Regions from separate parts of the Homo sapiens genome. Here region 2 is linked to region 1. The links are chromatin contacts, found by Hi-C or POLR2A ChIA-PET in ENCODE. All regions are on one chromosome and are shown on one strand. Each heading gives the region's core, a stretch centred on a gene start or an enhancer-like site at or near the end of the contact. The rest is flanking DNA. Distances are from core to core; before and after follow the strand shown.

The links. A loop is a pair of places that touch in the nucleus more often than their neighbours do. ChIA-PET counts read pairs that join two places held with the same protein, here RNA polymerase II (POLR2A). Pooled maps may share reads with other maps.
Region 2: a map of PC-9 shows a loop between it and region 1 (22-fold over the local background). The contact joins the promoter of FIRRE here to the enhancer-like site in region 1. A Hi-C loop is called at or near these places in 8 of 168 maps with a recorded cell type or tissue (GM12878, MCF 10A, PC-9 and 4 more), 19 of 37 single-sample maps with no recorded cell type and 16 of 50 pooled maps. POLR2A ChIA-PET finds 5 or more read pairs at or near these places in 1 of 52 experiments (GM12878).

The regions. Positions count from the first base shown.
Region 1 is chrX:131,702,487-131,707,100 of GRCh38, reverse strand. The region is part of intron 9 of FIRRE (firre intergenic repeating RNA element); the gene reads left to right. Among named protein-coding and RNA genes, the nearest start is that of FIRRE, 130 kb to the left of the region's middle. RefSeq lists an enhancer at 2,653-2,892. Within about 2 kb of position 2,765, at least 13 of the 41 ENCODE cell types and tissues checked have a DNase peak (open chromatin) inside an H3K27ac peak, as active enhancers do; they include GM12878, ascending aorta and ovary, where a contact is called at or near this core.
Region 2 is chrX:131,827,877-131,832,490 of GRCh38, reverse strand. It overlaps FIRRE (firre intergenic repeating RNA element), which reads left to right and starts at 1,848. Exons shown (of 10, transcript NR_152876.1): 1 at 1,848-2,199.

The DNA.
Region 1 (4,614 bases), core at 1,516-4,015:
ACCAGGTAATCCCTTTAGTCCTCACAAAATCTTAATTGCATTCTATGTCCTCATAAGCAGCCATTCCCTGTGTCTGATTTAGTGAGAAAAGTAAATTATTGAACCTTGAGGATTAAACCCTTCCACACGGTAAATGACAAAGTAAAGTATATTTTACTCTACTTCTAAAATGTGATAACCTTAAACCAAATATATAATCATGTATGTGTTCTAGAGAGCCAATATGCACATTGTGATGTATCTGTAAAAATTCAAACAAAAAATAGTGTCTACTTTTCTAAAGCAATGTTTTCGAGGGCATAGTTTAAGATTTACCTTTGTTTATAATGAAGGCTTAAAATGTTGACATATAATATTGATGACATTCAAATTAATTCATGCTCCTCAAACCTTTGTTAACATACATACTTGGTCTGATTCAATCCACAATGTACAATGTAATCCAGTTTTTTTGTTTTGTTTTGTTTTGTTTTTGAGACAAAGTTTCCCTCTGTCGCCCAGGCTGGAGTGCAGTGGCATGATCTTGGCTCACTGCACCCTCTGCCTCCCAGGTTCAAGTGATTGTCCTGCCCCAGCCTCCTGAGTAGCTGGGATTACAGGTGCCCGCTAAGTTTTGTATTTTTAGTAGAGATGAAGTTTCACTGTGTTGGCCGGGTTGATCACGAACTCCTGACCTCAGGTGATCCGCCCACCTTGGCCTCCCAAAGTGCTGGGATTACAGGTGTGAGCCACCGTGCCCAGCCTATAATCCAGTTTTAATACAGATTTATTTTTTACATGAAATCAAGAATGTATATATATATTGAAAGATATACACAGAAATGATCCAAAAGGTTAGTTGCCTTGACACGTTGTATGGTAGTGTTTTTCTTCTTTAGTAGTATGTGGATTTTTCCGAATCTTTGGCAGCCATTATTTTTTAATTAATTAGTGGGAGAATACTGTAAACATTATACCTAAAAGACAAATTATAAAATGCAGACAGACACACACACACACATACACACACACACACCATAAAGTCTCAGGAAATACCTGAAGAATATGTAATGGCATGGGAACATGCTGTGTTTTGATGTTAGATGATGAGACCCCGAGATGAAACACTGAGTAACCTGGACAGGAATTGAACATATGTACTATGAGTATCTTGCCATGCGGAACATATTTGACATGCAGTAATGACAGCTATCTGGTCCCTTCTCTATGATTCATGCATGCCACATTGTTGCCTACAATGCAACACATGAGCTACAACATGAAGAACTCCCTGGTTGTCTGGGAGGGGAGCCAGAACAGAGACCACCAGGATTTGTAAATTGTTTGCCAGCGAAAATCTCTAAGCTTCTAGCAACTTTCTCCTTTTTGTGCCCTCATCCATTGAATTTATCCCCTGAAGGAGACAGTTTGATGCCTTGGAAAGTACTGGACATATAATTCTGTAACGTAAATCATACCCATATAGACTAGATCAAGAAGACATTTAATTTCTGAAATAATAAGATTCTTGACGAGGGTGCATGGTTTAGAGTTTGGTTTGATTTCAAACGGAAGACAAAAGCAAGGCCAGGTGGGGTGGCTCACGTCTGTAATCACAGCACTTTGGGAGGCCGAGGCAGGCGGATCACCTGAGGTCAGGAGTTCGTGATCAACCTGGCTAACATGGTGAAACCTCGTCTCTACTACAAATACAAAAATTAGCTCGACTTGGGTGCGGTGCCTGTAATCACAGTTACTTGGGAGGCTGAGGCAGGAGGATTGCTTGAACCCGGGAGGCAGAGGTTGCAGTGAGCTGAGATCGTGCCACTGCACTCCACCCTGGGCGACAGAGCGAGACTCCGTCTCAAAAGAAAAACAAAAACAAAAGCAAAAACAAAACAAAAGCAAAAGTGCAGCAGTAAGACCAGGTGGACCCAAAGAAGGCAAAATACAAGGCACCCATGTTTGGTGGCGCCTTTGTCTATGGGTGGCGTTTTTTCACACAAGAAGAGCGGGAGTAGAGTCCTCCAAGGTGAGGTTTATTGGCATATCTGGAGCTCTACTGCCATCGTGAGGATATCGTTTAACGAAACCCTACGCCATTAAAGAGTTCTAGTGAGGACTACCTGTTGGGGCAGGTGTGGTCTGGTAAAAGGTGGAAGAGGGTTCGCCTCCATGCTGGGAGTCCTTGCTTAGTCTCGTTTGAGGCTTTAAAAGAGACCTGGACATTGGCGGTACCTTGGTATAGAACCTGGAGAGTGAAGGTTCTAAGAGCAAATCCTGTAAACCTCCCCTGGAAGAACGTTGTTTATTGTGCGCGGATACTGATGCCACAAGAGAGCCAAAGACCCGTAGTAAGATAATACCATGTGAAAACCTACTGACTTTTGCTCCAAGGGGCAGGAACAGGAGACAGATGCCCACAAGAGCCTGCATTTGTCTTTGAGCGGGTTCCTGCAGTCCTGCCCAGAGGAGGAACCGAGGCCCCGCCCCACGACTTTCTGTGCCAGGACCGCCCGGCAGGGGCTGGTTCATTCTAAGTCCTCACTCTCCAGGTTCTACACCAAGATACCGCCAATGTCCAGGTCTATCTTAAGGTCTTAGAGGAGAAGGCAAGAAGACCTAGCTTGGAGCCCCACGCCTCTTCCTCCTTCCCACAGATCAGAATTTCCCCAACAGAGAGAAAAATACTGTTCTCCAGAATTCGAGAACAGTGTAATGGCGTAGGGTTTCATGAAACTTCATCCTCACGATGGCAGTAGTGCTCCAGAAACGCCAAGAAGCCGTGTCTAGATCCCTCTTCTCCCGCCCCTCGTGTCTGAAAAAACTCCGGCAAACATGGCTGCCTTATGTTTTGTCCAGTTTGGGGGCAACCTTGCCTTACTACTCAACTTCCGCTTTTGTTTTCCATGTGAATCAAACTGAGACCTAAAACCACTCACCCTCATCAGGAATATTGTTATTTCAGAAATTTAATTGACACCTGACTTTGTCTATGGAGTTCTGCTTTCATTATATGCAATCTGTGCAGTTCTGCTCAACATTCTATATCCAGTACTTTCCCATAGTATCAGATTTTCTACCTGAAAGGATAAGTGTGAAGTCTCCAAGCTTAAGAGAGAGAATAAAATGCTAGAAGTTCAAGACTTAGAGAAAGGCCTCTCTAGCCACCCTATTTTCCTTTGAGACTCTCAAGATAGTCTGCATTTATTTTCAGTCCTACACTAATACTTGTTTGGGAGTTACTCCTGTTCCAGGAACGAAGCCCGGCCCGCTGCATTTTCTAGAGGCCTAGTACGGAAAAGCAGGCAAACTAGGAAACACAGGAATTTATTGCTGTAACTGGATACAGGAAGAACGCTGGAGATAATTCCACCAGACCAACTCAAAGTGTTACAATTTTCTTAGTGCTTATATAGGTTGGGGTTATGTGCCTACTGCAATATAGCATTCGCCTATGTCTATTGGTAACTAAATTTGCTTCAACTAGAATGTCAGAGGCAAAAAAAATGCTTGCTAAGTCCAATTAAAAGGGCCCCAGTACCTTCAAAGCCTGTCTACTGTGGTACCGGAATGATTATTTCTATCTTATCTCCTTTACAGCTTGGTCCGGAGAGCTGCCTTGGACTCTCCAATGCAGCTGCCTCTGTTACCTTGACTCGTCTCAGATTTCATTGACCCAAGATGGGTCCTGGCACTAGGAATGTAAGACTGTCTCCATTCTTTTGGCTTGTTCCAGAGAAGCCCATGCAAGGTTCCTACTGACCATATGTTTCTTTCTTTTCTTTTGTTTTTTGAGACGGAGTTTCGCTGTTGTTGCCCAGGCTGGAGTGCAATGGCGCGATCTCCGCTCACTGCAACATCCGCCTCCCGGACTCAAGCGATTCTCCTGCCTCAGCCTCCCGAGTAGCTGGGATTACAGGCATGCGCCACCACGCCCGGCTAATTTTGTATTTCTAGTAGAGTTAGAGTTTCTCCATATTGGTCAGGCTGGTTTCGAACTCCTGGCCTCAGGTGATCTGCCCTCCTTGGCCTCCCAAAGCGCTGGGATTATAGGCGTGAGCCACCGCCCCCGGCCTTGACCATATGTTTTATTTCTAGCTTTGATGTCTGGGCATCGATTTCCCTCGGTTAAACTATTTGCTCAATGTTAAGGCCACTCTGTAGAAATTTGTCTGTGTAACTGAGGTGCTATGCAGGCCTGCCTGTGTGACTGTCATGCAGGCCTGTCTGTGTGATTGTCAGGGAGAATTGGTCTGCCACAATCCTTTTCTAAGCATAGCCAATAGAGGTAGTTAGGCATAATTTGTATATTACAGAAATTGCCTTACAGAGAGTAACACATTTCTATACTCTCCTTCCATAACAGACACTTAAAAAAACAAAAAAAGTAATGTATGCTTGCTGTGGACCTCATTTAAGATTGCAACAGAAGCACTTTTCAATACTATTAAACAGCTTTTTACTTTCCATATTTTAAGCTTTTTAATTTATTATTTATTTTCTTAATTTTCTATTTTTAATTTTTTGATACATTATATTTGTATATATTTAAGGGTACATGTGAAATTTTGTTACATGCATACAATGTGTAATAATCAATTCATGATATTTAAGTTACCTATCAACAAAGTA
Region 2 (4,614 bases), core at 599-3,098, 130 kb before region 1:
AAAATCACTAAGCCAAAGGGAAACGTCAAGCTGGGAACTGCGTCAGGCAAACCTGCCTCCCATTTTATTCCTAAATAAGATGGCTACAATGATTGAACAAAGCAAAAACAAAAAGCTACATATCTCCCTCACAATTTGCCCACTAGGAAATTCCTTGTGAGCCCCAAGATTTTTACCCTGAAACAGTTCTGTTGAATTTCACCCTGACAATGTAAATTTTGGCTTATCCTCACAGGTATGGAACAAAAGACAGAACTCAAAGTCTTCCCTCCGCTCACTTGAGACAAATGCATGTCTGATTGCTTCCTCTGCCCTGTGTTTATTTTATCCTATGTAAAAAATGCAGATTCACTGAGCTAGATGAATGTGTACGTGACTATTCCTCTACCCTCATCTCGCCTATGAAGGGCTGATCAAAGACTCAAAAGAATGCTACCCTTTGCCTCTTATCTACCCACATCTTTTCAAAATTTCTTCCCCTTTCCCCAGTATCTGCCCTTTCCCCTTTAAATATTGAAGCCCTCAAAATCATCTTTGAAGAAAGGCATGGACCTATCTCCCAGGCATGCGTGTACTTAAACTTGCAAAATAAATTTCTGAAACTATTGAGACCTGTCTCAGACACTTTTTAGTTCACAAAACATAATCCAGATGTTTATCAGTATTACTAATAGGTACTGTTTATGACAGTGCTTTACTCTTGGTCAGCACATGGTTCTTTTCTGAATCCTTTGCAAATCCTTTGCAAGCACCATGTCTTAATTACGTAAGATAAAATACCATAAGATTGACCCCTAAGTGATAAGCATATACACACTAAAGTCACAGGAAACCATTGACAGTCATATAAGAACATAGGAACATGCCTGTGTTCCGATTTTAAATTATTTTGACTATGAGACTGTATCAGTCTCCTCTGACTGGAATTTATACATATTTGAGTTTGTGTACCCTTCCAAATGGGCACTGTATAGCACGCAGTCTTGAGAACCATCTAGACACTTAGCTTAGGGTTCCAGACAACTGCTTCTCCCTCAACACACAGGCCTAGTGCCTAGGCCAGAAATTGAGTAGGACTCCCGGGAAACCTGGGAAGTGAGTCAGGCAAGAACAACATGGATTTGCTCTTCTCCAAGCCCTTAGATGCAACCATTTGCTTTTCCCTCTAGGCCTGGATCCCTGAGGTTTGACCCCTGATACACCAAGACAATTTAGTACCATGAGAAAAAGTTAGGTGAAGAAAAAGCAGAACTGTGAAGACTAGGTAAGTGGAAATTGAGTTCTTGAACTGAAAAGACCCCTGATGAGAGTGTAGGTTTAGGCGCCAGTTTGATTTCAGATGAAAAACCAAAAGCAAAATCACAATAGTATGAGCGAGTTTCTCAAGTCAGCCATATTTCCTGGTGCCTTAATCTGTTGGTCACATTTTTTTTTCATACCAGACGGGCGGGAGAAGAGGGCTTGGGGGCAGTATTGGATAGAATTCCAGGAGCAACACTGCCATCGTGAGGAAATTTCTGGAAAAAGCCCCATCCCTTAGAGGGCTTATATTGGAAAGTTCCATTCTGTTAGAGGCTGAGCAGGCTCGGACCATGAGCTGGATCTTAGTTCCACCTCCTGAGGCCTACCTGAAGCTCTGGACAGAGTGAGGTCCAGGTGTAGGAACTGGCCCGTGGGGAGGGAAGACTAAGTCGGCCTCTGGCAGGAAGTCCAGGCCCAGGAAGTTGTAGGGTGGGGTCTTGGTATTCTCCCAGTATGGGCGGGACTGGAGGAAGCCACCAACCAACGAAGTACTGGGCCTGTGGGTATTCGTCTCTCTCCCCGCCCCTGAGAGTCTGGGAAAGGCTGACACGTGGTGCCTTCAGGCTCTGGGGCCTAGGACCTTTGTGGTAGCAGAGTCACTGCAGAGAACCAGACAATACCAGGTTGCTTATAAAAGGATGCCATGTGCTTGCTGGAGGTCCCAGGTGCAACCAAATTGCTTGCAGCTAGGAGGACCTTGAAGAGAAATGGGATCAGCCCGCCAAACCAAGAAGGGTTAGCACTTTTGCTAGGAGAGCTGACCACGCACAAACAGATGAGAACCAAAACCGAGTGAAGAGGATTGAAGATGAACCCACATTTTAAAAGTTCTTGTCTGCTGGAGGTGGCATTACCTGTGACCTCGCTTCACTTCTCCATACATGGCTGTTATAGCAGGTACATTGTAAAGAAGCATGATTATTTCTAGAAATGCAAAAACATGTGGCAAGATTTTAAAACCTGTCATTATTCTAAAGAATACTTAATGAGATTTGAAGAGCATTCAAGTTACAAATGAGGAAAACTTGTTTTAGCATTCAAAGTACAAGAGAATTTGAACATTTTTTAAGTGTATATTATTTGTGCAAAGTGAAGATATAAGAATGTATGGCAAGGATATTTTTAAGTGGCTATTTCTTGTTGTGATTGAAGTACCGTTTACTTTCTACTTATAATTTCTTAAAATCTAAACGGTGCCAACAGTGGGTGTAACTTTTGTAATTTCTTGAAATAGAAAGGTCTTCTAGAGTAAGATACAAAAAAAATCCAAGCACTCAAATATACATTGTCATTCATGTATGCAAATGGTATAAGGTGGTGTTGAAGAATTTGTGCAAAACTGTATCCAGTTTGCATTCAATTGTCTTTAAAGAAAAGGATAGTCCATGCTCCCAGAGGCTGAATAAAAATAAATAAATAAAGAGAAGTAAATATATATATAATAGGTGCAATCATTTTCTTTTCCCTCTAGGCCTGTAACCAGGTAACTTGGACCTATCTATCTAATGCTTATACATATATATGCATTATGCATATCATGCATAATCATGGTCAGTGTTAGAGTGAGTATGCGTTTCAACTTTATAGATTTTACATAAAATTTTAAGATAAAATTTTGGTATAAGTTTTGAAAAATATAAACAAAAGAAACCCTAATGTTCTGAGGCATAAGCACATAGTGCCTGTTCCAATGTTAGCATGTATATATATATATATATATAGTCAGCATACTAATGATTAGGTAAGGCAGGTATCAAAATTAAGATACTTGAGTGGTGGCATTATAGGTATTATGTCCTGTGTATAAATTTTTTAAAAATTGAGAACCTAACATTCTTTAATGAATTAGTCAATCAAGAAGCTCATTGCAAATATTTTATTATCTAAAATCCAGGTCTTGCAAATATTTCATGACAATTTCAGTTACCCAGGAATGAGCAGTGAAAAGTTTGCATCTAAAACATGATGCATATATAAATTTAATTTAAATATGCTTATTGTAGTGTATTACCGTAAATATAGACCTCTGTGCATGTTGAAATAATGGGAGTAAATATGCAAAAGGCTATTAGTGTTTAATACAAGATTTTATGACAGTGCTTTTGTTCTTGATCAGCACATGGTTATTTTCTAAATTCTTTACAAGCACCATGTCTTAATTACTTATGAGGAAACACCATAAGACTGATTCCTAAGCTTAAGCAGTGGCACACACATATATAATAAAGCCATAGGAAGCCATTAAAAGTCAAATAATGATGTGCATGGGAACTTGCTTGTGTTTTAATGTTGAATGATGGAACCATAAGACAAAATCATGTTCCTTTCTACTGGAATTTTGTAAGTTTGGAGTGTGTGTGTCACCCCAAGAGGGATATTGTATGGAATTCAGCCTTGAGATCTATCTGGACCCTCCTATTAGGGTTCTGACATGGCTGCCCCCAACTCAATACACAAGACCTAGTGCCCAGGTCAGAAAATGGAGGACTCCCAGGGAACCTGGCAGTGAAACAAGTCACATGGCCTGGTGCCTAGATTTGTTCTTCTCTAGGCTGTTATTTCCATTATTTTCTTCACTTTCTTAGCCCTAGGTCCCTAAGAATTTCCCACTGAAGCAGATAACTTGGGAAATTGTTGGGGATCAAGGTTGAATGAAGAAGAGCAGACCTACAAAGCTATGGTAGAGTGGAAATGGGCATTTTTTTGTTTTTTTAAATTTTATTATTATTATACTTTAAGTTTTAGGGTACATGTGCACAATGAGCAGGTTAGTTACATATGTATACATGTGCCATGCTGGTGTGCTGCACCCATTAACTCGTCATTTAGCATTAGGTATATCTCCTAATGCTATCGGAAATGGGATTCTTTAAACAAAGTATGGCTGATGAAACTGGGTGGTATAGGCTTCAGTCTGAGTTCAGAGGGAAACCAGGAGCAAAAGTAAATTCGAAAGAGCAGATTTTCCCCAAACAGGGCCAATAGCAAGGCAGCTTTGTTTCCTGTCTCCTTTGTCTTGGTAGCTTTTTTCAGATTGAATGGGTGAGAGGAGAAGGGCTCTGGGGGTGGGGTGCCCAGGCAAGGCTAATCAGCTTTTCCAGAGCAATACTGCCATCAAGAGGATGTAGTTTGACAAAACACAAACCCAAAGTTGTTAGAGCCCCCCCAAGTTTTAGCAACTGAGAAATGTTGGGCCTTTTGTGAGGTTGAGTGGACCCTAGCCCTAAGTAGGTCCCCTTCACTTTAAATCTGAAGCCTTCCAGGAGCTCTGGACAAAGGCAGGATCCTGGGGGAGAAGCTGATAAGTGGGGG